2 separate regions of the Homo sapiens genome follow, and region 2 is linked to region 1. A link is a loop called in an ENCODE intact Hi-C map of the cell type or tissue named here. Cell type or tissue: gastrocnemius medialis. All regions are shown on one strand. Each heading gives the region's core, and the rest is flanking DNA. Links, peaks and the distances in the headings are about the cores only. Region 1 overlaps ABLIM3 (actin binding LIM protein family member 3). Region 2 overlaps PPARGC1B (PPARG coactivator 1 beta).

What was found. Hi-C counts contacts between places; a loop is a spot of excess contacts. Peaks named below come from ENCODE experiments on the same cell type or tissue, not always from the same donor. Only the 100,000 strongest peaks of a DNase experiment are listed, where the experiment ranks them.
Region 2: a loop joins it to region 1, with 3 times the contacts of the local background. A loop is called at or near these places in 2 of 110 quality-filtered maps.

What each region holds. Positions count from the first base shown.
Region 1 is chr5:149,145,625-149,161,830 of GRCh38, forward strand. The region is part of intron 2 of ABLIM3 (actin binding LIM protein family member 3); the gene reads left to right. Among named protein-coding and RNA genes, the nearest start is that of ABLIM3, 12 kb to the left of the region's middle. RefSeq lists enhancers at 368-537, 1,631-1,800. In gastrocnemius medialis, for the core only: no CTCF peak of the experiment used is centred there; a DNase peak (open chromatin) is centred at 8,507; H3K27ac peaks cover 8,000 bases.
Region 2 is chr5:149,739,733-149,755,938 of GRCh38, forward strand. All of the region lies in intron 1 of PPARGC1B (PPARG coactivator 1 beta), which reads left to right. Among named protein-coding and RNA genes, the nearest start is that of MIR378A, 15 kb to the left of the region's middle. In gastrocnemius medialis, for the core only: no CTCF peak of the experiment used is centred there; DNase peaks (open chromatin) are centred at 7,919, 10,075 and 11,109; H3K27ac peaks cover 8,000 bases.

The DNA.
Region 1 (16,206 bases), core at 5,107-13,106:
CCTTTTTCTTTGCAGCCTTGCCAGCATCTGTTGTTTTTTGACTTTTTAATAATTGCCATTCTGACTGGTGTGAGATGGTATCTCATTGTGGTTTGGATTTGCATTTCTCTGATTATTAGTGATGTTGAGCATTTTTATTTTTTCATATTTATTCGCCACGTGTATGTCTTTTTTTTTTTGAGATAAGGTCTGGCTCTGTTGTCCAGGCTGATGTTCAGTGTAACAAACATGGAACACTGTAGGCTCAGCCTCCCAAGCTCAAGCGATCCTCCCACCTCAGCCTCCTGAGTAGCTAGGACCGCAGGTGGGTGCCACCAGGCCCAGTTAAGTTTTGTATGTTTATTTTGGTAGATATGGGGTTTTGCCATGTTGCCCAGGCTGATCTCAAACTTCTGGTCTCAAATGCTTCAGCCTCCTAAAGTTCTGGGATTATAGGCATGAGCCACTGTGCCCAGCCCACTTCTATGTCTTCTTTTGAAAAGTGTCTGTTCATGTCTTTTGCCCACTTTTTAATGGTTTTTGGGGGCGTGGGGTTTGTTTTTGTTTTGCTTGTTGAATTGTTTAAGTTCCTTATAGATTCTGGATATTGGTCCTTTGTCAGATGCATAGCTTTCAAATATTTTCTCTCATTCTGTAAGTTGTCTGTTTACTCTGTTGATAGTATCTTTTGCAGTGCAGAAACTCTTTAGTTTAATTAGGTCCCAGTTGTCGATTTTTGTTTTTGTTACAATTGCTTGCAAGGACTTAGTCATAAGTTCTTCCCCAAAGCCAATATCCAGAATGGTGTTTCCTAGGTTTTCTTCTAGAATTCTTATAGTTTGAGGTCTTACAGTTAAATCTTTCATCCATCTTGAGTTAATTTTTGTATATGGTGAAAGGTAAGGGTCCAGTTTCATTTTTCTGCATGTGGTTAGCCAACTGTCCCAGCACCATTTATTGAATAGGGAGTCTTTACTCCATTGCTTAATTTTGTCAGCTTTGTCAAAGATCAGATGGCTGTAGGTATGTGGCTTTATTTCTGGGTTCTCTATTCTGTTCCATTGGTCTATATGTCTGTTTTTGTAGCAGTACCATGCTGTTTTGGTTACTGTAGCCTTATAATATAGTTTGAAGTCAGGTAATGTGATGCCTCCAGCTTTGTTCTTTTTGCTTAGGATTGTTTTGATAATTTGGGCGCTTTTATGAGTTCACATGAATTTTAGAATTGTTTTTCTAATTCTGTAAAAAATGATGTTGCTAGTTTGATAGGAATAGCATTGAATCTATAAATTGCTTTGGGCAGTATGGCTGTTTTAATGATATTGATTCTTCCAATCCATGAGCATGGAATGTTTTTTCATTTGTTTGTGTCATCTCTGATTTATTTCAGTGGTGTTTTGTAGTTCTCCTCGAAGAGATCTTTCACCTCCTTGGTTACATATATTCCTAGGGTTTCTCTCTCTCTTTCTCTCTCTCTCTCTCTCTCGCTCGCTTGCTCGCTCTCTGTGTATGTGTGTGTGTGTGTGTGTGTGTGCATGTCTCTTGTAAATGGGATTATGTTCTTGATTTGGCTCTCAGCTTCAGTGTTATAGGTGTATAGAAATGCTACTAATTTTTGTACATTAATTTTGTATCCTGAGACTTCACTGAAGTCATAGTTTTTATCATGAAGGGGTGTTGGATTTTAGCAAAAGCTTTTTCCATATCTTTTGAGATAATCATATTTTTTTGTTTTTCATTCCGTTTATGTGGCGAATCAATTTATTGATTTGTGTATATTGAACCAACCTTGCATCCTGAGAATAAACCCTACTTGATATGGTGAATTAACTTCTTGGTGTTCTGCTGGATTTGATTTGGTAGTATTCTGTTGAGGATTTTTGCATCTATGTTCATCAGGAATATTAGCCTGTCATTTTCTTTTTTCATTTTGTGTAAATACTGTATTTTCAATCTGCCTTTAGTTGAAAAAGATCTGTGTAAGTGGACCTACACTATTCAAACCTATGTTGTTCAAGGGTCATCTGTATAAGAAATTCCTAATCACTTTATCTGGAGAAGAGGAGCACAGGGCTGTGGTCTTTGAGCAGTGATAAGAGTTGATAGAGTGCAGGCCCTGGAATCAGACTGTTCCAGGTTCCAGTTCTCATTTTTTTATGTGTTAGATGTGTGGTCTTCAGTATGGTTGTCTCATGAGCAAAAAATGAAAATGATGAGGCATACCTCAGCTGGGAATGGAAACCAAATGTTAATGTTTAGTGTAGTATGCAGAGTGTGGTACCTTGGCTGTGGGCACAGCTGGCATCATGTCAGTGATGGGTGGTCACACTGTCATGATCACTGTGGGCATCATTGTGGCTGTCATTGTGGATTTTATGACACTAGCAAGCAGGTCACGCAACCTCTCAGACTTCAGTCACATCCTTCTCATGAATTGAGAAGCACACCTGAAGTGTGATTTTTTAAGGATTAAATGGGATTATGAGGAGATGTTTTATAAACATTTGTAAATTGTTTTTACTAATAAAAAAATGCTTAGATTACAAAAACAAGAGCATGCTTAGTCAGTGGCTCTTCAGAGTGAATTTTAGTTTCATTAGAATCCTTTCTTCTGAAATCTAGCTGAATATTAAGAAAGGGGTAATTTTGGAGATGCTGGAGTGAGGTGGTGGGCAGACCTAGGTAGAGCACAGCAGGTGGGGTCTGGTCCTTATTCAGGAGAAAATAGACACCAAACATGTGAGCAGGACACCCCAGGCTTGGAAAGGCCTGGGCTCATACTGAGTCAGTACACTCGCTTCGCTGAAGGACTTCAGAGGAAAGGAGGGAAACTGGCCAATCATTGCCACTTTGTCTTCTGTAGGGTAGATCCAACATCCAGCCTTTCTTTCTCTCATGAACTCTCAACCTATTCCAAGGATCTCTCATTTGTCTCCTGACCTACTGAGGCAGCCTCTAACTGGCCTCCTTTCATCCATGCCAGCCCCCTTCAGCGATCGGCCGCATCCCTACTCTGTATCACACTCTGCTTAAAGTGAGGCTCCCATGCTCCCAGGGTGAGAAAGGAAACTCCTCAGCAAGCCTGTAAGGCCCGATGTGGCCTGCTCCTGGCCTTGCTGACCAGCCCCATCTTGTCTACAGTGCACAGTTCTCAGTGTCCTTGTCACATGTGCCTTCTCCCATTCCCTCTAAGGGTTTGCTCCTGCTGACTTTACATGCATGGTTCCTTCTGCCGAGAAAGCCCTTTCCCCACTAGCACCAGCCCCTCTGCCCAGCCCCACACTTCACACTTCACCAAGGCTGGCCTCCTCACCCTCCAGAGCATCAAGTGCACCAAGATCAATGGTACCACATACTGCTCCTACTCATTTTATAGGCTTCCTCCTGCCTCTAGCCCCTTTGTTGGTCTTTACCATGGATTTGTATGCTAACAAATTACTTTTTTAGAGTAGACTTTGTTCTGTTGAAGAGAGTATTGAAGGGTCAAATAACTCCCACAAAGATGTCATGGGATAAGTAGAGACCATGCTGGGACAGCAAGAACCTGAGCTTTGGGGTATGGATTCTCGAGTTCAAACTCAAGATCTATCATGTACTCTCTCTGTGGTCTTGGACAGAATAGATCATGTCTCTGAGCTAAATTTTACCATGTATAAAATATGAGCAATAAATGCCAAGGTGCAGGGTTCTTCTAAGGATTCAGCGAAATAACATTAGAAACTCACAGGCATTGGGTCTCAGTGAATGGAGTTGAGTCTGAAGTTGAGTTGACTGTTGAGTAAAGCAAAGTTCTGGAAAGATGGTGTCATTAAAACTAAATCCTCTGATTAAAAATTAGTCTGTTCTTCTGGTATTACAGTAGGTGATGGATTTTCTACATAGGAAACTCATAGCTCCCGGGAAGCCTACAGGAAGCTTATTAACCTGGCATTGTATATGGCATGGGTTGAAAAAGGGAAGACAGGAAGTTAGGATCCCAATTGTCCTAGTTCAGAAAACGTCTCGGGCCAAAATTTGGATGGTTATAAAACTAGAAATAAGGGGAAAAATCTTTTAGAAAATAAAGACTGCATGGCCTAGCCACTGATTGTTTTATAAGGCAAAGAGGAAAAGGAGGATTCTATTAGGTAGGGTCTTGGCAGAGAACAGATTGGCAGTTTGAGAGGAGTTAAATGGAAGGACTCTTCACAAGTGTGTGAGAAGGACATTAAGAAACAAACAAAGAGAAGCAAGCATGACCCAGTACCAGGAGCCTAGTAACTGTGGCTCATGACCCACTGCTACCACAACTGCCCCTAGCTGGACCCAGAGACCCAGCTGGCTATGGGGTGAAGGCTGCCTGACAGGAACTGTGGCTGTGGCCCCAGGAAGGCAGCCAGCCTAGTTCCAAGGAAAGAACTAGGAGGATAAATATCCTGATCCTCCTCTTCTCTCTCCCTCAGATCTCCTATGGGTACCTCCCATTGGTCAAATCCAATCAGGAGCCAGAGGGCAAGGAAGGCATTTGATAGGTTCATAATGGTCAGCAGCTTCCCAGGGCACAGTCCAGAGTAGGGAAGCAGGCAGAACGGATCTGGAGAGGTGAGGGAGTTCAGAATAGAAGACACCCAGCACACGGGGCATGATGACCTTCCTCTGCTAATGCCATTGCCCAGATCAAGAAATCTAAGGATCCCTGAAGACAGGATCCTGACACACAAGAACGCAGTAGGATGCCCTCTCTAGAAATTCTACATCTGCAAAACAGATAAAGTAGAAGTGATTATTTACTCCACAAGGATAGAGATTGTTTTAAAACAGTACTTCCCAAATGAATGAAGCAGTTGTTGACAGATGATTACCTGAGGCTAAGAAGGGGTTAGAGGAATAACGTAAGGAACAATTTTAAAATCACCCAAAATGACTATAACACATCTCAGAAAAATCACAACGTGATTTCAAGAGCACTTGGATTGCGTAAAGGAAGTGATATCAATTCTGAACTCCAGCTTTCCTATCTGGCAAAAGCTTTATCTTGCTGAGATAGCATCTGCTGTGGTGAACGGTCAACAACTGGCTATTACCCAACTTTAGGCAGAAACCATTGTAAAAGTACAGAAAACAACCAGAAGTATCTGAACACCTTCGACTTTCTGGGTATTTTGCCAGATAAATTCTTCCTTTGCAGTTCTTAAGGGCACAGACTGAAGTTAGGTTGCTGGACTCAAATTCTAGCCCTGCTTGTACTTTCTGTGTATCCTTAGGCAAGTCACTTACCTTCTCTGTGCCTCACTTCCTCATCTCTAATGATAATTACAAGGAGGCAAATAATAGTGCCTCTGTCAGAGAAGAGATATAAAGAATAAATAAGTTAGTTGTGAATTCCTTAAAACAGTGCATGGCACATAACAAAGGTTTCTGAAATAAATAGTATATATTAGTTTGCTAGGGCTACTGCACCAAAGTGCTACAAACCGGGTGGTTTAAACAACAGAAATGTATTGTTTTATAGCTCTGGTGGCTAAAAGTCCAAAACGAAGGTGTTAGCAGGGTTCCTTCTGAAAGCTGCGAGACAAATGTCTACTCGAGGCCTCTCCTTTGCTTGGAGATGGCTGCCTTTCTCCCTGAGTCTTTTCACATCACCTTTATCCATGTGTTTCTCTGTGTCCAGATTCCCCCTTCCACAGGGACACCCGTCACATTGGATTAGGACCCATCTAATGATTTCATTTTAACTTGTTTATCCCTGTAAAGACTCTATTGCCAAATACGGTTATATTCTGAGGTACTGAGGGGTAGGGCCTCAAATATGAGTTTGTGGGGACACAATTCAATCCATAATAGAGTGTTTGTTAAGGAAATGACTCCTCAAGGAGATTTTCTTGTGTTTTGGTTTCCCCTGAATGTCAGCCACTGTCCACACTAGCGTGAGATGCTAACAGTTGGTTACTAAATGCAAGTCACTAAGTTTATCTATCTAGTCTTGATGTTTAAACCCTCATTTTGCTATCCCTGACCCATGGAGGTAGACCCTCTCTTCCTAAGAATCTGAAGGGAAGTGCTCTTACATAGGAGGTCCCCACATGGGAAGACCCCAGTAATTTAGTATGTCCACAGCCAGTCTGTTTGCCACACTTTCCACCCCACCTGGTCATTTCTTACAACTGTGGTGTTTCAATAGTGTAAGGGAAGTTAGTCATGACATTCGTTTCCAATCTTCCTAGTTCCTGGGCCTGTCCAACACAGGGAATAAGAATTGGATTGTTCATTTGTTTATTCATCAGGTATTTACTGGACACCAGCTCTGCACTAAGCATAATGCTGGAGATACAACAGTAAATAGAACCAATGTGGCCTTTAAAATCATGGGTCACACAGCTGGGCAAAATGTGCCTCCTGGTGGCCAATGTAAAGGGACACGTCTTATTTGCCCTACACCAGGTTTTTAGTGAATTTGAATTATTTGCCAACAATGGGAAATTGGGAAATCAGAAGTGGGATTTCTGGCTCTCTTAAAAACAAAATGAAGTCGGAGGATTTTGCAGCCCTGACCCAATTTTTCTTCCTAACAGCAATCAATAGGATTGCCTGCTTTGGATGGGGTATATACTTAGTTTCTGGCTTGCCACAATTATCACTTCCTATTAAATTACACAGTGACAGCTTAATATTTTTATGTCACCTTGCCACTGCAGTCCAGTAGATGATCCATAAAACATCAAATATGTAGAAGTGATTCTTCACACAGAGATGTGGAAGCTGCAGCACATCTGTTAATGATTATGGGAGAAAATCCTGTCTGAAGTTAGCAATTGATTAACATTGCCATGATATTAATGTCCTCATGAAGTGAGCAAAACCCTGCCACATGTCCTTATTCCCCCAACTGACCCATTCCCAGAAGGGTGATGTCATATCCTGTTGGATACAGTTAGGCAAATAACAGGGCAAACAATATCCTGCCCTGACCTCCTGGAGGTCAGTTTTGTTTTCAGAGAACCTAGTAAAAGAGAGTAGGACACAGAACAAAGGAGGGCAATTCTGGATAACTGATCCCAGATCTGGGTACCTTTTCTAGCCCAAAAGAGGGCGTCTGAGGAGGCTGAACTGTTCCAGAGAATGTTCTGACATACGGGACATGCCTGGTCCAGTTGAGAACATCTAGTCAACAGCATGAGCTCTGTATGGGTTGGGTGAGTTTGATTACCCACCCAGCTAAGGGATGACTGCTGAAAGGCCACAACAATGATTGCATGTGGCTACTCACAACCTTTCCTCTGTCATTATAGAGTCCTCCTGCTTGAGAAAGTAGATCATGCCAACATAATTTCTTCTGTTTAGGGCAGATTCTTCCTTATTCCTCAGGAAGAAATCAAGGTAGCAAATAATTCACAGAAAGCAAAGCACAGTGTCTGGCACATAGTAGGTACTCAAAAGATAATTGATGAGTTAACGCATTCATGAAAAGCCCACTCTCTCTAATAAGCCCCAGGATAAAGATAGATAAAGATCTCTTTCCTAAGCTCTAGGGTCATCTTTCTGATCATCTGCTAAGATGGCTACTAGAATATTCCCAAGGCACTTCAAAATTTAATAAATTTACTCTCTTAAGAAAACAAAAGCAAAAAGCCTACCTTAGCTCTTACAGTCCTGGTTGATCTATAGAACCTCTATCTACCCAGTCATAAGTCAGTGATTAGAAAGCAGTCTTCTGAGACACTTCCCTTTCCTCCACTCTCCTGTGTTCCATCTGTCACCACATCTGGTCATTTCTACCTCCCAAACATGACTTGAACTCTTCCCCTCCTCAATGACCATCACTCCCTAATGTCTCCTACACCAGGCATGGCAGCCATTGGAGGAAGAGGTTAGGGGAGCAGGAGTTGGTCTCAAGTTCAGAAAGAGGCAACTGAGCAGTACGGCCTACAGGAAAAAATGTGATTTCAGGCCATATGGACAGGAGGTGAGAGTCCCACTCTGCAGACCCTGATCAGGCTCTGTTTGAAACATTATATTCAGGGAAGACAGTGATCAGCCCGTATATTCCCAGAAATGAGTGACCGGAACAGTGGAAGGACTTGAAACATGCTGGGGAGAGGATGTTGAAGGAACAGTAGGAAGACGCCAGGCAGCTCCACATGTTGGTTTTGTGTCTGCCTGAGAGTATGGATGGTCCCTCAGTGATTTCAGATTAGGTTTCACCTGGCTCCCTAAACATCTCTTAGGCCTTTTTTCTAAGGGTGTCACCAGACAGACAAGGAGAACATACAGGCTCCACATGCCGCCCTGCTGTTCCCAGGGGCTGTGGTGGCTGTTTGTGTGCCTGTGCTACAGCCCCACCTTCTCTCGCAGCAGAATGCTACTCTCTAGTGCCTCTATCATTTCCAAAGCTTCGTCCTCACATCTGCTTAATTTTGTGCAAAGCACAGATCTTTCTCCATGGGCTGTTACTCTTGCCCTCACCAGGCCAGCAGGGCCGATGAAGCAACTGCTTTGCAATAGTCTAATGACACAGCTGATCTATTTTAAGCACCTGAAGCACACTCTATCAAGTGCCAATCTTCCCGCTGCAAGTCACGCTCAGCTTGCAGCAGCAGGGGCAGCCCAAGGTCTATTCCTATGTTTTGAGATATGGGGAAACAGCCCAGGGATCCCAGCCCTGCCCGTCTGGTGATAGTCTAAAGCAACCATAAAATTAGATATTTTTCACAGTCAGCATGAGTTGTTCTCGAAAGAGAGTTGCCTGTGATGTTAGCATTATATGGTGCAGGAACCTCAGGTGATTATAAATCCCCCTTTCAACTGGCAGAGACAGAGCCTGGGCCTGTTACATGTAGGGAGAAGGAACTTGAGAGGCAGCATTTCAGGAACTGAAGCTCAATCCCCATCAGAAATTCCTTAGACTCAGACTAATGTTTTCTCCTCCTCCTCCTAATCCAGAGACTCTTTTCCAACTGCAGCCTGAGTGCAAATGTTTTACATCTATTATTTTATTTAATCCTTACAACAATCTTACATGGGCCTTCCTTGAATTCTGTGTCTAGGGAATATCCCCATGTTATATTTGCTCTCACTATTCTTCACAGAGCTTACCATAGTCAGTGATTATTTTGTTCATTAGCTCATTTTCTTTGTTTCTTTCTCTCATCCTCCTTTGACTATAAGCCACATGATGATTGTGTGACAAACCCTGTCTGTTTTGTTCACTGCTGAGTCCTGCACACTCAACATGGTGTTTGATGCAGAGTGATGATCACTTATAAAAGCATTTCTTGGACACATGAATGAGCCCACTTACGCTTCACAAGAGTCCTAGAAAGAGGACACTGACATTGTTCTCATTTTACAAAGAAGGAAATTGAAGCCCAGAGAAGAGATATTTGGCTCCAAATCACAAAGTTAAGAAAAGTGATGGAGCCTTGAGTGAATATGTGGATGGATTCATTTAATGAGGAATACTTCAATATCCTCATTTTACATAAAAGGAAAATGAGATTCAAAGGTAAATTGCCTGGATAAAGTCACATGAGCTAGGAAGCAGAGGAGCAGATGTTTAAACTGTGTTGGTCTGACCCTGAGGCCTCCTTTCCCTCCTCCCTGCTCCTCCTTTTTACCATCTTTTTGTATTTTTACTGTGATGGAGATCTCCAGGGGAAACATGGATTGGGATGGCTGATCTTCCCGTTGGATGCCCCAGCACTATTCACTCATTCACTCGGGCAGTGAAACAAATCTTCACGCTGTGAGACAGTGACATTCCATATTCTAGGCACCATGAAATCAATGATGCACAGGACAGAGAACTGGACCTCAGACTGCTTCCATCCAGCATCTTGGAGGGGCAGACAGAAGCATGCATGACTGTGATGTGAGATAAACCATGGCGGGTGCTGAGAGGGAAGGAAAGAGTACAGAGGAAGACAGGCCAAATTCCTCTGGAAGGCCTGGGAATGCTTGTTGGAGAAGGTTCCATTCAATCTGGTCCTTGGGGCAGGGAACAAACTTATGTTGTGTAGGGTTGAAGGAAAAGAAAGAGCAGTCTAGATGGGCTTACTCATTCCTAGGCAGGCATTCCACACACCCTAATGCACAATTCCTGAGTCCTGGGCCTTTGTCTGGGTACTGGGATGGAGACCGAAATAAAAAGACAGAAAGCCCTCATCGGGAACTGTTAGGAAGTCCAGTTTGTATACGCTAGAGAATATGAGTATGTGGACACTGAGAAAACGCTGGGAGTTGGTGAGGATCAGCTCTTTGAGAGGGTCAGATGCCACGCTAAACAGTATTTGTTACAATCTACAGCCAATGAGGAGTCAGGAGAGGTTTGGAGCCCAGTAGTGACCTGCCCAGAGCTGTGCATTATTTAGGAAGATCTCCCCAGCAACACATACCTCATGCATCAGAGGGCCTGGAGGCAGTGAGAGGCAGACCTAGTGCAGCAATGCAGTTGTGAGTGGATGCGAGGGAGAGTGTGGGGATGCAGGGAGAATGAGCTCCCAGTTGTTCTGCAGCCAAGCTGTGCATTTCTGCAACTATGCCCATGGGTGGGCTTGCTGTATATTCTAATACCTGGGACTGTGAAAACTGGTACTTTGAAAACTAGGTTATTGACCAAACTGAGAAGGCTAGATCGTATATTTGATAAGAAGTTGAGCTATAGAATCAGACTGCCTGGGTCCAAATTCCAGCTTGACCCTTATTAGCTGTGCCGCCTTCAGAGAGTTGCTTTTTACCAGACCCCCAAACGTCAGGTTCCTCTTAAGATGGGGATGATAGGTGAACTTTAAGTGAGTGAATATATGTGAGATGCTTAGCACAGTGCCTGGCACATGGAAAATACTCAGTAATGATTAATAGTGATAAGTAATGGAACACATTTGAATGTACTATTTTGGGAAAACCCCTTTTAAAGATACAAAATAACCAACACATGCTATTGTTATGATGTAGTCACCACTTGGTCATTCCACTAGGAAAGAAGAGTGGTATATATATTGGTAACACAGGACTTTTTAAGCTAACATTTAAGGAGCACTTATTACATGTAAGACCCTATGCAAACATTTTGCCTGTATTATCTCTTTCAGTTCTTGGCATGAGTCAGGTGTGAAATGAATGTTGGAGAGGGCAATTCTGATTAAGCAGGGAACATGTCACATTAGTCCAGGGACTGGCAAACCTTTCCTGTAAAGGGATTTGCAAGCCACACAGTCTCTGTGGCATGAAAGCAGCCATAGACAATGTGTAAAGAAATGGGTAGAGCTGTGTACCAATCGAAATGTATTTAGAAGAATAAAGGTGAAGGGTGATTTGGCCCGTGAGCCGGTTTGCTGACCCCTATACTAAATGACCTCGAAGGTCTTTTGCAACTTTGAGATTCTAGTCTGAGATTCTAGTCCAAAATGATGACAAAGAAATGTTCAATCCTTCTAATTTAGTTTATCTCTGTAATCACAAGGGGTGTTACTTCAAATAAGATAGAGAAGGTCATTGGGAATAGACACAGAGAGGACCAGAAAGCGTTCCATTCTTTGTGTTGCCTTCATAGTCAGCACACCTCATTAACTCACACTCTGATATTATATGAGTCTTCTCAAGTGGCCATTAAATGACAAGCTGCACAGGCTGCCCTGGGATCTGCAGAGTACACAGTTCTTCAGAGGCAGAGAATGATACTCAGACCAGAGACTTTCACATTTGGGAAGGAACATACAGGACAATATTCCATGCCAACACTTCAGTATGCGGAGCAAATCCTCCCCCTTTGCTCCCGATTCACATTTCCTACTCACAGCCCACATGCCTTGTAGCCTAATATGATAGCCAGGGTGTCTGCTCAGCATGTTTTATCCTTCCTCCTTCTGATTCTTTATAAGAATTTCTCTCCATCTCCTTGTCATACTAATGGACTGTCACCATGGTGTTCTGTCCCCCACCCCCCGCCCCTGAGAATGACATATGACTTATGCTAGCCAATCAGAGTTTCCCATCCACCTTGGCCACAAGGATTTGCTCATCAGTGGAAATTAAACCCAAGACAGGCCAATCAGAGTATTCCCTGGAATTGGATAGGGAGATATTCAGAAGAAGAAGTGTTTATTCCATTGAGATTGCTGAGCTAAGGAGAAAAGAGTGTGGGAATACCAGTGGCCATGATTGTCAAACATGAAGAAGCCATCTGCAAAATAAAGTCTTAGCTCTGACCGTATAGGAAAGCCCCTAATCCAGCCATACCTGAAGGCAGAGCCACCTCAGACCCCAGACTTCCCAGTTGCAAGAACCAACAAACTCTCTTTTTGCTTAAACTGGTTTCCACTAGGTTTCTGTAAAGTACAACTGAAAGGGTACCAACAAAGGCACTTTTTAAAAAGCATTATTTCCAGTTGGCAGTTGCCCTTATAATGACCTCTTATTTATCAACAGCCCAGCCATCTTTAGGCTTAAATATTCTTCCACCCTGCTACCTCTCATTCACTCCTGAAGTGATTTTATTCCCTCCTCTGAAGTCCTTGGCCCTTAGTTTAAAACATTCTTATAATTACAGGTCATTTGCTGTGAGTCAACATAATTTATTCATGTGCATTTCTTAGTGCCCTCTTTCAGATTATAAACTCCTTGAAGATAGAAATCACGTGTCTATGGGGTATAATGTATTTGTTCCCCAACTGCAAGCCAAAGATCACTGTGGAGCCATGGAATTATTGCTGGAGCTTACAAATCCATGTGTGCTCCTAATTCAAATGCATAATGCCTGTCAAATGAATGTGTTTGAAAAAAGTTAATATGGCAGAAAGCTAACATGTAAGTATTACTTAAATGTAATACTAATATACAGAGGATAACAAATATTTTTTATGTTAAAAAAGGAATCCTCAAATGATCTAAATGTGGTTGCATGGTTGTATATATATGTAAAACACTTTGAGCTGTATATTTAAGATTTATATACTTGACTCTATGCAAGTTATGCCACAATAAAAAGTAAAAAATAAAATAAAAATAAGAAGTCCTTATACTTGACAAGTCTAGTCAACCATCACTAGTACTGTTACAAGATCAATACCAATACACTAAAATTAATCCAGGATAGATCACTGACCTAAATAAACCAAAAGCTAAAATTACACAGCTTCTGCAAGAAAATGTAGGAGAATATCTTACAACCTCAAGGGAGGCAATGACTTCCCAGAACACTAAAATTTGTAAAAATGGGCAAGAATTCTAACAGACACATCACATGTACAAATGGTTAATAAGCACATAAAAAGGAGCTTAACATCATTAGTCATGTTAAATGCAAATTAAAACCACCTTTTTACAGCCTCCCAAATGGCTAAAATTCTGGTGAAAATGTAAAATGGCACAACAACTATGGAAAACTGATACAGTTTTATAAAAATTCAACATACACCTACCTATGATCCAGCAATGCCTCTCCTAGATATTTCCCTGTGAACGATAAAAACATATATCTGCAAAAAGATTTATGCAAGAATGTTGCTGTCAGCTTGATTCAAAATAATCCAAAGCTGGAAACAACCCAAATGTTTATATATAGACAAATGGATAAACAATCTGTGATTATATTTACACAATGGCATACTATTCAGCAATAAAAAGGAACAAACTATTGACACATGCCAAAACATGAATGAATCTCAGAAACATGCTGAGTAAAAGAAATCACACATAAATGAGGGCATACTGTATGATTCCATTTATATGGAATTCAAGAAGGCAAAACTAATCTATGTGGACAGAAATTATAACAGAGTTTGCCTTTGACTGGGGGAGGGGTGATTGATTGCAAAAGGTTGCAGCAAATTATCTAGAGTGATAGAAATATACCTTATCTTGATTAAACTGTTGTGGGCTATACATTTGTCAAAACTTATTGTATTTAAAATCTATATGTTTCATTAATTGCAAATCATGCCCAATTTAAACATATATGCGTGTATCCCCTTAAACAGAGTATGTGTGTATATACCTATTCCCTTAGATAGAATAGGCTTGCAAACAGAAGAACTAACTTGAGATCTCAGCTCTCCTGCTAACTCTGTGACCTCTGAGGCCAGTATCCTTATCAGTTCTATGGCTCCATCCTATCAGCCTTGCTTACCTCAAAGAGCTGTTTCAACTATGTAACACCTGTAAAAATTTTTGGTAAACCTTTAAGCGTCGTACAGCTCAAGAACCTCCTCTCCAACTTATTTTGTGCAAGCATCTCCCTGGCCCTGATGTTCTAGCTGCACTGGCCTCCCTAAACTCACCATGTGCTTTCTAGCCTCTGGACCCTTCCTTGCAAATGCTGTTTCTCCATCTCATTTGTACTTATCCCTGGTTTTCCACAAACAGCCCTCTCCCATCCTTGTAGTCTCAGCTGAAATGTTTTACCTTTAGATTACCTGTCCCCACCCCTTATTTATTTCCTTCATTCTACTTGTCACACTTTGTAAATATCTGTTTACTTGTCACAGACCCTTCCCACAGAATGATAAACTCCCAAAGCATAGCAAACATTAGCAAACAAGACTGTTTTATTCACTGGAGTATCCCCAGTTCTTAGCACATAGAAATTACCCAGTAAGGCTAGGAACAGTGGCTCACACTTGTAATCTCAGCACTTTGGAAGGCCAACGTGGGTGGATCGCTTGAGGTCAGGAGTTCGAGACCAGCCTGGCCAACATGGTAAAACCCCGTCTCTACTAAAAAAAATTACAAAAATTAGCCAGGCATGTTGGTGCACGCCTGTAATCACAGCTACTCAAGAGGCTGACACAGGGAATCACTTAAACTGGGGAGGTGGAGGTTGCACTGAGCCAAGATTGCACATCTGCACTCTAGTCTGGGCGACAGAGTGAGTGAGACTCCGTCTCAAAAAAAAAAAAAAAGAAGGAAATTACTCAGTAAATATTGATGAATAAATAATTGTGCCAACAAACATGAACTTTGGTTTATAAACTTTGTAACCTACTTGTGCTGATTTGGGACTTTCTGCTTGGAGCCAGGTCTTCCCTAGGGCATGGTGGGTGCCAAAAAATGACCCCAGGTTAAAGTTGGTGTCACTGTAGTGTGCTCACTCAGGAAAAGCTTTTTGTGTCAAGGGACTCAGGAAAGGCTTAGGACATCCTGTGCTTTGGAAGACAGAGACACTTTCTAGTTATGGCTATACTTGATGGCCCATCTGTTGGGCTGTAAGCTGGGGGTTCTGTGTGCACCTCCAGGCTGGGAAGAATCTGAAGTACACACAGGCTAACTGTCTAACATGGGGGAATTGTCCTCCATCTCCAGGGCCCTCCTCATCCCAGGCCCAGCAGTGGGCCCAAGAGCGAGTAGAATGAATGCCCGTGTTCATATCATCTTATTCAGCTCCTTTCCCATCTCTCGGCCAGCCATGGGGCTTCTTAGCCCTAATCCCCTCCCTCTATCTCTTCCCAATAATCAGACCACCTTCTTTCTTGGGTTTTCCGGGTGTGGATGTGGCTGCCCTCACCCAGGCCATTTCTGTCCTTTGAGTTAGTCCCAGGTCCGGAGCCTGTCCTCTAGCCCAGGGCACCTGGGCATCACCCACAGCTCATCTGCCCGCGGGAGCTCTCTGAAACCTTCTGTTTACAGTGGAAAGTGTTTGCTGACCTGGATTGTTTTGGGTCTGTGACATCAGTGCTATGGGAAATGCTCCTTAGCCAGTAGCAAAGTCCACTTGAGGGTACACACTTAGAGAATGATCCGGGAAAGACTTAGGGACTCCGAGCTAGGTGAGAAGTCCACCCTTCCCTCCACCTACTTCCTCCATGGCCAAAATTCTGCCTTCCCTCTCTGCCTGGCTGTCTCTCTTGAAATCTGTATTCTTTTCAGCAGATAATGTCAATAAGCCCTTTATGTGAGTAGGATTTGGAGCTTCTCTGTTTCTCATCTGAAAATCTGCCCTGTGCCAGTGAGTTTGGGCCTCTGGCCCACACGTTAATTATTGTACCAGGATTCCTGGAGTCGACTGGGGACAGAGTGCCTCTTTGGTTAGAAGAGGGGTATTCTGGCAGTATTTCTTTTTTGAGGCATTAATCTAGCTTAGAGAGGCTGAGCAAGTGAAAATCGTTGTGTGTTCCTTTGATATTTTTTCCTTTCCTGTTTGAATGCCACACTTAGCTGGGGTTTGGGAATCAAATGTTAATGAATCTCTTGGGGTTTCTTGAATTTAATTGTAATAGTCATTTTTTCTGCCATTAGTACCAAGGAAAAAAGCCAATA
Region 2 (16,206 bases), core at 3,381-11,380, 590 kb after region 1:
ACCCCTGGACAGACTGCATTTTCTTCCTACTCTTGTCATTCCTAAATCCCAAAGGTCCTCCTTGCAGCTGACCACGAGTTCTCTCATGAGATGCTCAGGACTACCCAGTGAGGGAGAGGGAGCCAAGGGGTCAGCAGCTGGGTTCACAGAGCTCAGAGAGGAGGGGCCTGGCCTGAGGTCACCCAGCTGGCCTGGGCACAGGGTTGACAGGCTCTTGGTGGCATCTGGACCCTTGGGCTCCCACCCTGCTCTTTCCTCAGGATAGAGACCGAATTGCTACCCAGATCTGGAGTAGGAGACCAGAGACGAGACCTGAGAGACTTTCACAAATGGTGGGATAAAGCCATTGATTAACTGTCCCCAAAGGCCTGTGATGACTGTTTGGTGTTTTAGGTAAGAAAACAAACATTTGCCCTAATTGTTTGCTTCAGTGACTGAGAGGGCTGTGAATTCTAGGATGGGGTTCTGCTTGGGCAAAGCCCTGGGAGCTTGGCAGAGAATTTCTTTTGGCCTTCTTTTTCTATCTAGGAAATGGGGACGATAGTAGCATATGCTTTGAAGGCTTTTAGTGAAGAATAGTTGAGGCAATGTCTGTAAAGTGTTCAGAAATGCTCAATGAGTAGTAACCCTTGTTATTATGAAAAGGGGACACATGTAATGCAGACCCTGCCATTTGTCTTCCCTCTGAGCTCCAGGTCCTTGATCTAGTCGAGGCCCTGAGGTTCTTCTTGCAGAGTGTTTTTTCCTCTCTACTTGTGGGGCAGGTGACGAGGGATCCCATCCAGCCTTAGCAAGTGTTGCAATACTGACTTAGGAAACCACTTCTAGTGAGATGCCACTTGAAGAGAGAAGAAATACCCAATAGTGGTTAAGAGCTCTAGGCTTTGGAGTTTTAACTGCCTATGGTTTAAATCAGTGCTCTACCACTTACTAGCTATGTGACCTTGAGCAAGTATCTTAACTTCTCTGACCTCAGTTTCTTCATATATTATCCCCCAAATTGGGGATAATAATAGTATGCTCTTTGTAGGATAACTTAAGATAGCTGCAGATAATTAAGGCTTGCAGCTTCACCTGACATATAGTAAGCGCTCAATAAATGGTGGTCACTAGGATGATGACAACGACAATGATGTAAAAATATAAAACACACAAATGTCAATTTGAGCTTTCTGGGAGTTGGGAGTGCCTTAGAGACGATCTTGCTTAATGCCCTTACCTTGAAGGAAGGAAACAGACTAGAAACAGATCAGAGGATGCCTTCAGGTCACTCAGCAGAGGCAAGACAGGGCCCTCGGCTGCTGTCTGCTTGGCCGGGCTGGCTCTGAGTAGCTGGGACTCAACTGTCTGGGACCCACTGTCTGGGAACTCAGCCGGGTGAGCCCTGCTTGGCTGAGAGATGGATGCTCCCCGACAGCTCTGCAGCCGTATTTTTTCCCTGTGATTGCCTGGCAGAACATAGTCATTTAGCAGAGGGAATGCGAGGAGATGTTAGAAACCAACCAGGCCCTGAGCAGTTGCAGCAGCCGGCCCACGAGTCGCTCCCTGATGTTGCCATGGCAAACAGCCTTGGCAACGTGGCTGCTCGCGCCTTTATTTCTGGTCTCAGGCTCTTTGCAAGGAAGTGTGGTACCCAGAACACTGGGGAGGGCCCTGCCCTGGATCCTTGGCACTGAGGGCAACCCGGCCTTTATGCTGCTAGCAGTCCCAGGCCACAGCAGCCCCTGCTCAAAACACCTGCAGACCCACCCTGCCTTTGCAGAAGCAGACTACTGGGTATGGGATTTGAAGCCTCAAATGTCCATGTAGCTCACTATCCATCTATTTGTCAAATACTGTGTTTGGCAATGCCATACTGTTCCCACCACTGCAAGAGCACAGCCCCAAAATATTCTTTTTTTTTTTTTTTTCGTGAGACAGAGTCTTACCCTGTTGCCCAGGCTGGAGTGCAGTGGCGCGATCTCAGCTCACTGCAACCCCCTCCTCCCATGTTCAAGTGATTCTCCTGCCTCAGCCTCCCGAGTAGCTGGGATTACAGGCGTCTGCCACCATGCCTGGCTAATTTTTTTGTATTTTTAGTAGAGATGGGGTTTCACCATGTTGGCTAGGCTGGTCTTGAACTCCTGACCTCAGGTAATTCAAACCTCTCGGCCTCCCAAAGTGCTGGGATTACAAGCGTGAGCCACCACGCCTGGCATAGCCACATAATATTCTTAACATGAACCCTGGTGTTAAAGGTTCCCAGGCAGGTGTCATCTTCAACCATGTCCTTCAAGGATGGTGATGATGATGATGATGGTGGTGGTGGTGATAACAGTCAACAACTGCTATATCCCCTTCAAGAGATCAGGCCCTGTGCCACATCCTTCACATGTGTAATCACATTTAATCTCAGAGGAACCCCATGAGGCAGTCCCACTGCTATCCCCATTTTACAGTTGGGTAGACCTAGGCCAACCCAGAGTTTGTGGTGCTGGTGCTGTTCTGCAGCTCCTCCCCTATACCAGGCAACCATGGGGGCCCCGCCATGAAGTGTCTGTCCCCTCCCTGTGCCCCTCTCCCATCTGCACCTGCACACTGCAAGGCTCAGCTCAAGTGATGCCTCCTGTAGTTCCCCCTCTCAGAACTGGCCCTTTTTGCTCTGCGATCCCCACAGTCTGCTACAGACACTTTCTGTTCCCTGCCTTCCCTCAATACTCTGCCACTCTGGTGAGTTTATTTCTGCCCTCCAGCCATCCCAAAACAAAACAGAAGGGCAGACTGGCTAAGGAGGAGAGCTCTGACTGTGCTGAGGAGTTTGGACTTGGCAGGCAGTGGGGAGTTGGCAAAGAGTTTTATTATTATTATTCATAACAGTAATAATATAAAAGAGCCAACACTTAGAGACTTATTGGTATGTGCCAGGTACTAAGCTAGGGCCATTAGGTGCTTTACCTTGTTTAATCAACTACCGGTGAGGTTGGCAGTATGGCAAATGAGAAAACAGACTTGGAGAATTTCAGTGACTTCCCCAAATCACCTAGCTAGGAAGTAGGCTGGGATTTGAACCTAGGTTTGTCTGACTTCAGAGCACATGGTCCTAACAATTGCAGTGGTGGCTAATTTGGCTAAGCACATAGAAGGACTGGAATGGTGTAACAGGAGGCATCTTTGGTGTGGCTGGGGTGGGTGGTGGGGCCCATACCCTGCCTCAGCTGTGGGGCTCAGTGGAAATCACTAGATATAGGTAAGAGGGCAGGGGGCTCAGAGTGGTGCCCTCATAGCCAAGATGGGGGTGCAGAAGAGGATTTATATGGGGAGAACATCCATTTATTCAGGGCCCACTGTGTGCCAGGTCTGTTCCTTACTCTGGCCTTCCCTGGAGCCTGGTTAAATGTAAACTGTAGCCTCAGCCCTTTATAACCTTTGTTTATGTGTTTATTCTTTTTTTTTTTTTTTTTTGAGACAGATTCTCGCTCTGTCGCCCAGGCTGGAGTGCAGTGGTGTGATCTCGGCTCACTGCAACCTCTGCCTCCTGGGTTCAACTGATTCTCCTGCCTCAGCCTCCTGAGTAGCTGGGATTACAGACGCCCACCACCACGCCTGGCTAATTTTTGTATTTTTAGTGGAGATGGGATTTCTCCATATTGGCCAGGCTGGTCTCGAACTCGTGACCTCAGGTGATTGCCTGCTTTGGCCTCCCAAAGTGCTGAGATTCCAGGCGTGAGCCACCGTGCCCGGCCCTATTTATTCTTTACTATTCCCTCTTCTCTACCCAGTTGGGACTGGAGCTCATCAAGCTGGTTTTCCATCAAATCCCAGTGACTTAACAGTCCCTGGCACACTGTAGGCCCCCAATAAATAGTTGTTGGATGACTGAATGATGAACAAATGCTGTTCGATCTTTCACAACATTTGCCTGATGTTTGCCTGGCCCAGAGGTCCTTCTTTGTGCCTGGAGACGTGCTAGGATGTGTGGGTGAGGTGAGTGTGGCAGCATTGTACCAGTCCCCACAAGGAGTCACCTGCCCTTGTCACCAAGATAAGTCTTGCACACGAAGGATCAAAGGCAAACACTTTGTGGAGCCTCCAGAACCCACTATCAGAATACACCTCCAGTGCACAGATCTTTGTGGAATGATAAACCACTGCTAGGAATCCAGTCTGTTCCAGGGCATGGCTCTGCCTCAACTGGGGAGGGGCTCAGAGTTTTGAGAGTCTTGGTATCTGCAGGGAGGTGTCTGGTCAGATGTCCCCACATCTTCCCGGGGGATTGAAACCAGCACTTTACACTAGGCCTCATGCCTATGACCCACCCACTTACTCCAGAGAGACTAGGCAGGCTGCCTGCACTCATGAGGAAGGAAGAGAAATCCAGGGAGGTGAAGGGGCAAGAGAGGACTTGGGGACCAGTGACCACAGTGCCCAGCCCAAGAAAATGAACTTCAGGCTGCGTGGATCTTCCCTTGCTTAGAATCTCCTCATATGTTGCACCTGGCACCTTTCCTGCCTAGGGCCAATTCACTCTTAGTTTGCACATGGTTCTTACAAGCTTGGCAGTCATGTCAAGCAAGGCCTCATGATATGAGAAGCAGCACATTGGTTCTGTTAGTGTGTGCCTATGTAGGCATGGGGTGAGAGGTGAGGATCTACCAGAGGCAGACACGTGGACTGCAGCACCGAAGCCAGCTTGGGGCCAATTAGTGAGGGGGCTGAGGGGTCCTGCACACCTGTCTTGTTCCTGAATACATTACTATGTGAAAGCGCAAAGCTCATTGGTGAAGACAGTGTATCGTGTCTGAGGAAAGGTACATTCTGTTCAGTGTTCTCCGAGAAAGCAAGAAAGTGTGAAGTACATTTTGGTATTACCATCAAAAATAGGAAGTCTATCAAAAGCAGGCAAAAGTTTTGGCATTCCAAGTTATTTATAAAGTTTGCATATTGTTAGCATACATAATTCCTTGATGAAGCCAGATGAATGAGTTAGTCTAGCCATAAAGCTTTCTTTGAAAGTTAATGCAATCTCTGAAAATAAGGTGTTGTCTTTTATGTTTCCAAGGCTGCTTAAGGTAGCACAAAGAGTTTGTAGCTCGGCATTAGATAAGTGCTGATTGGCCTCAAGAAACAGTGGCACTTGCGCTTAGTGATTCATAAGAGCTTGGGCTTTAGAGTCTGGTTCAAATTTTAGCTTTGTGACTTTTTTTTTTTTTTTTTTGAGACAGGGTCTTGCTCTGTTGCCCAAGCTGGTGCGATCAAGGAGGCTCACTGCAGTCTCGACCTCTTGGGCTCAAGGGATCCTCCTACCTCAGCTTCCCCAGTAGCTAGGACTAAAGGCATGTGCCACTACACCTGGATAATTTTTTACTTTTTTTAGAGATAGGGTCTTGCTATATTGCCCGGGCTGGTCTCGAACTCCTAGGCTCAAGCGATCCTATTGCCTCGGCCTCCCAAAGTGCTAGGATTACAGGCAGGAGCCACTGTGCCTGGCCAGCTTTGTGACTTTTTAGTTGTGTGATCTAAGGAGTTAGATAGCTGCTCTGTGCTCTAGTTAGCCAGCTCCCAAATGGGAATGATAATAGGACTTACCTGCCAGGCTTGGTAGAACTAATCAGTGGTTCTCAGCCATGAGTGCACATCAGAATCAACTCTGTAGTTTAAAAAAGTCATAATTACACATCTGGGGCTGTCCCAGACCTATAGAGTGAGAATCTTTGAGAGTAGGCCCTTAAGCTTCTCTGTCTTTAAAAAGCTCCCTCTGATGACACCCCTGCTTTGGTACTAAAAATCAGGTACTATTCATAGAGTGTCTGTCATGAACTCTGCCAGTTCCCTCCCCTCTCTCTTTCCTGCCTCAGTGTGGGGTACAGGCTAGCATTTAGGATGAATGACCAGGGAACAGATCGAAAGCCTCTTTATAATAATGCCCGTGGAGAGCAGGGCAACTTCTTTATCAGGCATTTCCATTTGATCTTCACATCAATCTCATGTCATAGGGAAAAGAAGTATTCCCATTTTACAGATGGGAAAATAGAGGTCTAGAGAGTGACTTGGTAGGATCCTGCCGGTAATCAGTTTTCAAATATTCGTCTTGGTCCCTGTGTTTGTCCTCCTTGATCCTCAATCCCACACCCACTTATGGGTCAGCTCATAGGAGGTGGGGGGATTAGGATTACTTTATGAGTGAATGGGTTGGAAGAGAGGAGGAAGAAGGCAGCCTGAGAGAACACAAGTCACCTGCAGACTCCCAGAGGCCAGTGACAGTTTGATGTATCAGGCCCCTTAAAGATCAGAGGGGTGCTGGTCATGGTCCCAGACCATGCAGTAGCTTAGAGGTAGCAACAGGACTAGAATCCATTTCTGATGCCTGATTCACTGCCATCCCAGCTCTGTGTGCTGCTTCCACAGTGTGGTCAGGGTGTGGCTCCACTGATAATAGAATTAGTCTTCTAGCTAGTGTAGTGAGGCCTTTGCACTTGCTGTTCCCTCTGCCGGCAACGCTCTTCCCAGGCATTGCCATGGCTTGCTGCTTCCTCACCTCCTTCCTGTCCTGTCAGGTGTCATCTCCTCAAATGACCACCATTCTACTTTCTGTCTCTATGATTTTGGTTGTGACATGGTTTCTCATACAAGTGGGATCACAGTATTTGTCTTTTTGTGGCTGGCCTATTTTACTTAGCATAGTGTCATCAAGGCTCATCTCTATTGGGGCAAATGTCAGGATTTCCTTCCTTTTTCAGGTAGAATAATATTTCACTGAATATGCCACATTTTGCTTATCCATTCATTTGTTAGTGAATACCTGGGTTGCTTTCACATTTTAGCTATTGTGAATGATGGTGCTATGAACATGGGTGCACAAATATCTCTTGGAGACCCTGACTTCAACCCATTTGGGTATATGCCCAGAGGTGGAATTGCTGGATTATATGGTAGTTCTATTGTTAATGTTTTGAGGAACCACCATACTGTTTTCCATGGTGGCTGTACCATTTAACATTCCTACCAACAGTGCACAAGGGTCCCAATTTCTCCATATCCTCTCTAACACTTCCTGTTTTCTGTTTGTTTCTTTAAATAGTAGCCATCCTAATGGATGTGAGGTGGTTATCTTATTGTAGTTTTGATTTGCATTTCCCTAATGACTGAGCATTTTTTAATGTGTTTACTGGCCATTTGCATATCTTCTTTAGATAAATGTCTTTTCAAGTCATTTGCCTGTATTTTAAAATTGGGTTGTTTGTTTTTTGTTGTTGTTGACATTTAGTTCTCTTTACATTTGAGATACTAATCTCATCAGATATGATTTGCAAATATTTTCTCCCATTCTATGTGTTGCCTTTTTATTCTGTTGATAGTGTCTTCTAATTCACAAAATTAAATAATTTTCACGTAGTCTAATTTGTCTATTTTTTCTTTTGTTGCCTCTGCTTTTGGTGTCATATCTAAGAAATCATTTTCAAACCCAATGTCAGGAAGCCTTTGCCTGCTTTGTTTTTTTCTAAGAGTTTTAGAGTTTGAGCTCTTTCATTTTTATCTTTGATCCATTTGGAGTTAATGTTTATATATGGTGTAAGGTAAGAGTCCAACTTCATTCCTTCGCATAACTGAATGTGTCTTGAATGAGTGAGTAGTTGGCTAAGTCCTTAAGCTGTACAGGCTGCCGAGCTCACCTAACCCTCCTAACAGTGTCAGGAGAAAAATACTTTTAGCACCATTCTTCACGTGAGCCTGATGCTCAGAGGGTGAGTGTGGGGCTTGGGGACATAGCTCCTTTGCTGACCAAGCCACACAGAGGTCCCCAGGGCCCAGCAGGCAGGCATGACCAGGGCCCCGCCCCAAAATATCATGCCCCAGTGCCCTAGTGGCCTCATGCCACTTTCTCCTTGGGGTTGGGCAACAGCTCCTCCCTGCCCTGTGGGTGTGGACACCAGGTACCTGCCCAGCAGCGCCTGGGGCCTCCAGCCTACTCCAGCACTGCTCTTTGTCCCAGTGGCTGAAGGAGTGGCAGCCTGGCTTGTACTTTCTGGTCCAGCCCCAACAGGAATGTGGCAATCTCCTCCCACTGTGCCTGCATCCACACCTCCCTGGTGGGGTGGGGGTGGACCATGGGCAGGCACCATAGCAGGCAAAACTAGAGGACAGTGATGGTGTCTTGGGTGGAAGCTGCTTTGCCAGAGGCCCATCTCCTGAGAGGCTAGAGCAGGCCCAGGTTGGTGAATCAGGTTCCAGGGAGAGCAGGGTGGGGTTGAGGAGTGGGTGAGGAGCCAAGCAGGAGAGGGAGGTGGAGGTTTAGAATCCACCCTAAGAGGAGAAGAAAGCCCTCCTTTGCTCAGCTGGCCTGCCAGAAGATTTTCAATGATATGGTTGTGAAACAACCAGAGGAGGGGCAGTACCAGCCGGTTCCAGGTGATGAGCACAGCCCAGGGTCTGAGGGCAAGTGGGAGGCACACGAGAACAGTGAAGAACAGAGCTCTGAGTCAGCCTGAGTCCAGGGTCTGTCAGTTAGCTGCTGACTTAGGGCATGGTACTTATTCTGCCTGGGCCTTAGTTTCCTCACCTGTGAAATGGGGTGAAGAGATATAGATATAGATATAGATATAGATATAGATATATCTATATATATATATCTCAGTGGGTAGTTGAGTTGAGAAGATGAGAAGGTACAATGTCTGAAGAGCTTAGTGCAGTGTGTCTGGGTGTTATGATCAATAATAATGACAATTACCAGTGACCAGATGGTTTGGTGACAGTTTAGTGGAGGAAGCCGTGCAGCAGTCACTCCTTGTGCACGGGAAACCAGTTGCAGATTTGAGCAAGCCTTGCTCCCTGCCCTGGATGAACAGATCTGCTGATGGCCATGGAAGGTGCCCAGGGCAGAGTGTCAAGACAACTTTTGCAGCAGAAAGGGTATTGAAGGATGAGCAGGAGCTGGCCAACATGATGGGAGGGGCCTCCTAGCCAGGGACCAGGCTGTCGTGATGGCTAGCATATCATGTGGCTGATGACTGAGCAATGAGTGGCTAGGTGAGAGGCTTGAGGGGAGGCTCTGAGCTGACTGGAGGACTCCCCATGGGGGTGAGGAACAGACAGCATGAACGAAATGTCTGGAAGAATCCAAAGATGGAACACCAAGATTCTCGTCCGAGAAACTAGCTGGAGGCTGCTCTGCAGAAGGGGAAAGGCCTTGGGGAGGTTTCAGAAGGAGAGTGACTTTGAGGGTGACTAGTTCTTCCCTGGGCCTCACAGGCAGCATGGGATGAATGGTATCACCCTGTGGACTGCACCGCTCCTCCCCAGGCCCTAGGAGTGAGTGGGGGACATGCAGGGATTTGTGTTAAGGATTGACACAAAGGCTGGGGTACAGCTTCTCATATGTAGTCCTGACTCAAGTCCCTGGCTCAATACAGCAGGAATCGGTGGGGCCAGGCACCACAGAACCACTAGGTACAGCCCTCAATAAATTTAATGATGCAGATGATACTTAGTGCCATCATAATGATTATTACTCCTATTTACCGTTATACCTGTTAGTGTGTCACTGCGAAATTCACACAGCATTTTCACATCCACAGTTCACATCCTTGTGAGGATTTTCATTTCTGTTTTGCTGATGAAGAACCCAAGGCCCAGGGATGTGAAGTGACTTACCCGCTGAGGTCACTGTTGTAGGAACTGGACGGGAATGTGAGACTTGTGGCCCTTCAGATCTGCCTGGTTGAGAAGAGAGATGTTTTTTGAATGGAGCCCCTCCGCTACTGCTGTCTGAGTTCCCTGCCTTATCTTGAATTCTTTTTGGAGCAATGATCTCCAGTCTTTTCGGAATTGCCACATCTCGCCATTGTATGATTTTGCAACAGTTGCAACTGTGAAACGCCCCCAGAAAACTGTAATCTCCATTGATCTCTATGTAATTTAGAGTTAGGGAAGAGGAAAATCTTGTTTTTTGCATCTGTGCTGGAAAGAAGAGTGTCATGGTGAGAATATTGTACCTGGAGTCTGGAGGGAGCCCTGGGCTGTTCCTCTTTGCTGTGTGACCTTGGACAGGTCTCGCCCCCTCTCTGGCCCTGAGTTTCCTAATCTCTGCCATCCTGTGACTCATTATCTTTCTAAACGTGAGCTGTTTTAAAGTGTCACAAGTCTGGGATTGTGAATCATGGGGGCTGTTTTGCTTTGGTAAATTCTGCTTGGAGCTGAACCACCAGGTACTGGATAGAGAGGGAGACTAGTTCCTGGAGACAGATGGACAGATGGAGCTAGGAAACAGTCTCATCGCAGATGGTTAATGTACTTTCCCTGCACCCAGTGGGTAATGTCAGTGTAGGTTCTTAACTCCCCAGGTTATGGCCCCTTTCCTGGTGACAGGTGCAATGCTGACTTCTCTTTGAACTGTAAGTTGGAAGAAATTTGTCATGGGATCATGTGCCTTAAACGAGTGGGTTTGGAAGGAGGAGAAGGTGGAGGAGGAACTCCAGGCAAGAGAATCCCTGATTTCCAACCTCCCCAGTGAATCACGGAACATTGGATAAGTCATTCATGGGGGTGGAAAGATTGGGTGAGAATTGGGAACTTCAGGCCAGATTTTTTTTTTTTAAAGGAGCAAGTCATTCAAAATCCTCTACTGACAGATGATATCTACAATAATTTCTTCCCCTTTTCCACAGCATTATTTTATCCACCTTGAATCATTTTTTAAAATCTATAAAACAAACTTTCTTTTAGCTGTCTTCTCTGTTTTAGTTAAAATATATATATATATATATATATATATATATATATATGTTAATAGGGGAAGGAAGGTGTCAGTGAATACTCAGATACCCCAGGGGTCTGCAGACTTGGCTGTGGGTGCTCTTTGAGGTTCAGAATGGCCATTCTTGGGCCCCAGCCCCTGGTGTCTTTCACACAGAGCTGCTTACAGAGCCGCTGCTGGCTCAACCATGAGGTCTGTAATTATTTAAAGAAAGCTCACATCAAGTGGAAAAAGAGTGAACCACATTTAACGTACCATGTGGCCAATGGGCAATTCAATACCAAAGCCATCCGATTATCTCTGGCCCGCACCAGCTGCTGGATTTTGCAGCCGGGTGCATTAGGTGACCATGGGACTGACCGGCAGGTCCAAGTACGCACGATGGGTGCCCGTGCAGGCAGCCTGGCCAGGCTTCAGCCTGGAAGACAGGATCTGTGTACATCCATAGCTGTGCTCTGAGCTTTACAGAAAAAGTTAATGTAAAAGCAATTTTGAAGAGTAAAAAAGAAGCTAATAATTATGAAATTCAAAACTTAAATGTTTTACTATAACACAGACAGTTGTTTAATTGCACTGTAATTTATCGTTAATACCAAAGTATTTTGGAGAAATAATCTTAGATTCCTTTTACTTTTATATTTTGGTTGTTTTGTTTAGCAAATGTAATATGGATTTTTTGAAAATTAATATTTAAAAATTTTCAGTATTAGGGACTAATTTGTCAGAGAAAGTAAGGTTATCCCCACCCTGCCACTTAGCAGTTTAGCGGTTTTAAATGCCTTTCAACTGAATATGGGATTATCTCTTTTTATTTATTTATTTACTTTTTTACCTTTTCTATGGTGCTGATCTTCTATGATTATATAAATTGTATTTTTTCTTGTTGCAAAAATGATATGCATTAATTTATTGAAATGTGAGAGCATACAAATAGGTAAGAGAAAGTAAAGAAAACTAATCCCGGCCGGGCACGCTGGCTCATGCCTGTAATCCCAGCACTTTGGGAGGCCAAGGCGGGCGGATCACCTGAGGTCAGGAGTTCAAGACCAGCCTGGCCAACATGGTGAAACCCCGTCTCTACTAAAAATACAAAAATTAACCAGGTGTGGTGGCACACGCCTGTAATCCCAGCTACTTGGGAGGCTGAGGCAGGAGAATTGCCTGAACCTGGGAGGTGGAGGTTGCAGTGAGCCAGGATTGCACCACTGCACTCCAGCCTGGGCGACAGAGGAAGACTCTGTCCAAAAGAAAAAAAAAAAAAGAAAAGAAAACTAATCCCAGCACCCAGAAATAACCAGTCATAGGCAGTGCTTAAGAAAATAAAGGTAACATTGTAGGTTTCACTTCTCCCCAAGCTTCTCTCCTTGGGCACACTTTTCTCACCTCTCAGCCTCCTTTTATGGGCGGATTCCTACCTGTGACCTTGAGATGGGGAGAACATAGACGGTAGTCATAGTTTAACTATCTCCTCCTTTATAAAATGGGAACAGCAATCCCTGCATTGCTGTGAGAATGCATGTATAATGGATCTGAAAGCAAATTGCCAATTGTAGAGTCATAAACAGATGTAAGGCTATGTTGCTACTTCCCTGTGCATGTGCCTACCACAGCTGCTGATATTGCTGCCTGTTTTAACTCAGATAATACCAGGTTTAGACAATATCTGATCACCTCCAAGTACTTCCCAGGCTTTAATCACTCCCGAGGTTTGGCTTTTAGTCTACATACTATGTACCGCATCTCTCTACATGTCCGTTAATATGTACAGAACAAGATAAATACCCTTGCTGGTGGGGAAGGCATTTAAACTCAGCCTTCCTGATTTAGAATCTATTACTCAGTCGGGCTGTTTGAAGTGTTAACTGATCCACCTTGTGATTCAGACTGCAGTCGGAGCAGAACCAAGGGGAAGAGATTGGTGGGGCTCACGCAGAGCAAGCCCCAGGAAGACCCAGCTGCCTGGCAAGCTCATTTTCCTACTAGTTTCAGCATACACTGTGGTTCAATGTGAAAGAGACAATGAACTTGCTTTTGTATTTATTTTGCAAATGTAACACAGACCCTGGTTTAAAAGATTATGTTACAGGCCAGGCGTGGCGGCTCACGCCTGTAATCCCAGCACTTTGGGAGGCCGAGGTGGGTGGATCACCTGAAGTCAGGAGTTCAAGACCAGCCTGGCTAACATGGTGAAACCCTGTCTCCACTAAAAATACAAAAATTAGCCAGGCGTGGTGGCAGGTGCCTGTAATCCCAGCTACTTGGGTGGCTGAGGCAGGAGAATCGCTTGAACCCGGGAGACGGAGGTTGCAGTGAGCCAAGATCGTACCATTGCACTCCAGCCTGGGTGACAGAGTGAGACTCCATCTTGATCACTTGAAGTCAGGAGTCAAGATGAAAACATAAACAAACAAACAAAAACATTATGCATGTTACAAATGGCAGTCATCCCTTGCACTCACATTCTTGTGTTTCCATCCCCAGAGCAACCCTCTACTAATTTCTAATGTGTTCTTCCAGAGGTAAACCATACAAACATCGCATATATGTGGTCTAACTTGCTGCCTCCTGGGTTTTTATTTTTTGTTTTTTGCACAAATGGTAGCAAACTAAGGGCATTGTTGTGCAACTTTTTTTCTACTTAGTATTTCTTAAAGATCATTTCGTATCAATATGTAGAGATCTGCTTCACTGTTTGGATTGATCATAGTTTGTTTAACTAGTTGGGCATTTAAGTGATTGCTATTTATTTTATTTTATTTCGTTGAGACAGAGTCTCGCTCTGTTGCCCAGGCTGGAGTGCAGTGGCGTGATCTCGGCTCACAGCAACCTCTGCCTCCCGGGTTCAAGCGATTCTCCTGCCTCAGCCTCCTGAGTAGCTGTGATTACAGGCATGTGCCACCACACCCAGCTAATTTTTTATATTTTTGGTAGAGGCAGGGTTTCACCATGTTGGCCATGCTGGTCTCAAACTCCTGACCTCAAGTGATCCTCCCACCTCGGCCTCCCAAAATGCTGGGATTACTAAAGGCATGAGCCACTGTGCCTGGCCTATTTATTTATTTATTTTTAGTTAAAAAAATTTTTTTTAACCTACCTCTTACACAGAAATAGGTTATTTCTAATTGACTACTGCTGCTAGTTTGCAGTAAGTTTTGCACACATGTGACCGTATGCATAGGATAAATGCCTCAGAGGGGAATTGCTCAGTTAAAAGGTGTTGTGTATTTATTTATTTAGTTAGATTTTTTCTGAGACGGAGTCTTGCTTTGTCGCCCAGGTTGGAGTGCAGTGGTGTGATCTCGGCTCACTCCAACCTTTGCCTCCCCACAACAAGCAATTCTCCTGCCTCAGCCTCCTGAGTAGCTGGGATTACAGGTGCCTGCCACCACGCCCAGATAATTTTTGTATTTTTAGTAGAGACGGGATTTTGCCATGTTGGCCAGGCTGGTCTCGAACTCCTGACCTCAGGTGATCCGCCTACCTCGGCCTCCCAAAGTGCTGGGATTACAGGCGTGAGCCACCGCACCTGGCCGGTGTGCATATTTAACATTTTGATGTATATTGTCACATTCCTGTCCGTGAAATTATATCAGTTTATGTTTCTGTAGAAATGCATAAGAAGTGTTTGTTTCTTCACACCTTCACCCACACAGCATGTTATTAGACTTCGTTGATCTTTGCCAATCTGGAGTCTCTGAAGTTTTAATTCATAGTCCTTTTCGGATGGTTAAGACTCACCTGTGTTGCCTTTCCTGTGAACTCGTATCAGTTGTCGATTTTCTTCTTTCTGATTCGTGTGTTGAGCTTGTTTTATTCCTATTCCCTCACGTGGCCCCGGGTCCTTCTTGCGTGCCCCCCTCCCCTGGCAGCTCCGTTTGGAGGAGGATGCCTCCTGGGCTAGGGTCAGGGTCCAGACCTGACTGCCTACCCTCTGGGTGAGCTTGACTAAGTCAGTTAAACTCTCTGAGTCACTGTTTTCTGCTCTGTGAAGAGAGGATATTAGTTCAACAGCAGGGATGTTGGATAGATAGATAATCAGTATAAAAGTGTTTTTAAAACTGTAGAAAGCTGTCACAATATAATATCACATTAGTATTTACTTGGTTTCAAATGAGTGGTAAGATTTTACTTACCTTAAACTTTACAGCCAAGTCATCTGGTTAAACAGGTAGGCAGAGTGAGGCCCAGAGGAGAATGGGCCTGTCGGAGTCAGGTGTCAGAGGCTGGGCTGACAGGTAACCAGGTCCTGATTTGTCTTGCTATATATAGTAGGAGCCATGTGGCAACCTGCAGTTTCTTCCAGAGCATCCTGATTTTTTTTTTTTTTTTTTTTTTTTTTAGACAGAGTCTTGCTCTGTCACCCAGGCTGGAGTGCAGTGGTGTGATCTCAGCTCACTGCAACCTCTGCCTCCCGGGTTCAAGCAACTCTCCTACCTCAGCCTCCAGAGTAACTGGGACTACAGGCACGCGCCACCATGCCTGACCAATTTTTGTATATATATATGTAAACACACACACTATATATATACACACATATACACTACATATATATATACCCACACATATACACTACATATACATATACATATACATATATATATATATATATATAATTTTTTTTTCTTTTAGTAAAGGAAGGGTTTCATTATGTTGGGCAGGCTGGTCTCAAACTCCTAACCTCAAGTGATCTGTCCACCTTGGCCTCCCAAAGTGCTGGGATTACAGGCGTGACCCACTGTGCCTGGCCTAGAACATCCTGATTTTTTTAAAAAAGTTTTTTTTTAAGAGACAGAGCTTTACTTTGTTGCCCAGGATGGAGTGCAGTGGTGCAAACAGCTCACTGCAGGCTTGAACCCCTGGGCTCAATCATTCCTCCCACCTTTGCCTCTGGTGTAGCTGGGATTACAGGCATGCACCATCACACCTGTCTTTGGTTTTTTAAGTGCCAACTCTTTCATGGGTGAACCCCTAAGAGCCAATACTTCAGAGCTGAAAGATGTCTATGTTGGAATCTCAGTTCTGCTAGCTGTTAGATGTAAACCCTGGACTGTGGACTTAGCCTTTTTGGGCCACGGTTGCAGAAGATGGCTGAAACAGTGCGGGAGTCCTTCTTGTCTGCTGTAGATGTTGTTGTTGTTATTATTATTATTATTGTTATTATTATTATTATTATTATTATTATTATTGCTTTTTTTTTTTGAGATGGAATTTTGTTCTTGTTGCCCAGGCTGGAGTACAATGGCGCGATCTTGGCTCACTGCAACCTCTGCCTCCAGGGTTCAAGCGATTCTCTTGCCTCAGCCTCCCAAGTAGCTGGGATTATAGGTGTCCGCCACCATGCCCAGCTAATTTTTGTATTTTTAGTAGAGATGGGGTTTCACCATGTTGGGCAGGCTGGTTTTGAACTCCTGACTTCAGGTAATCCACCCGCCTTGGCCCCCCAAAGTGCTGGGATTACAGGGGTGAGCCGCCGTGCC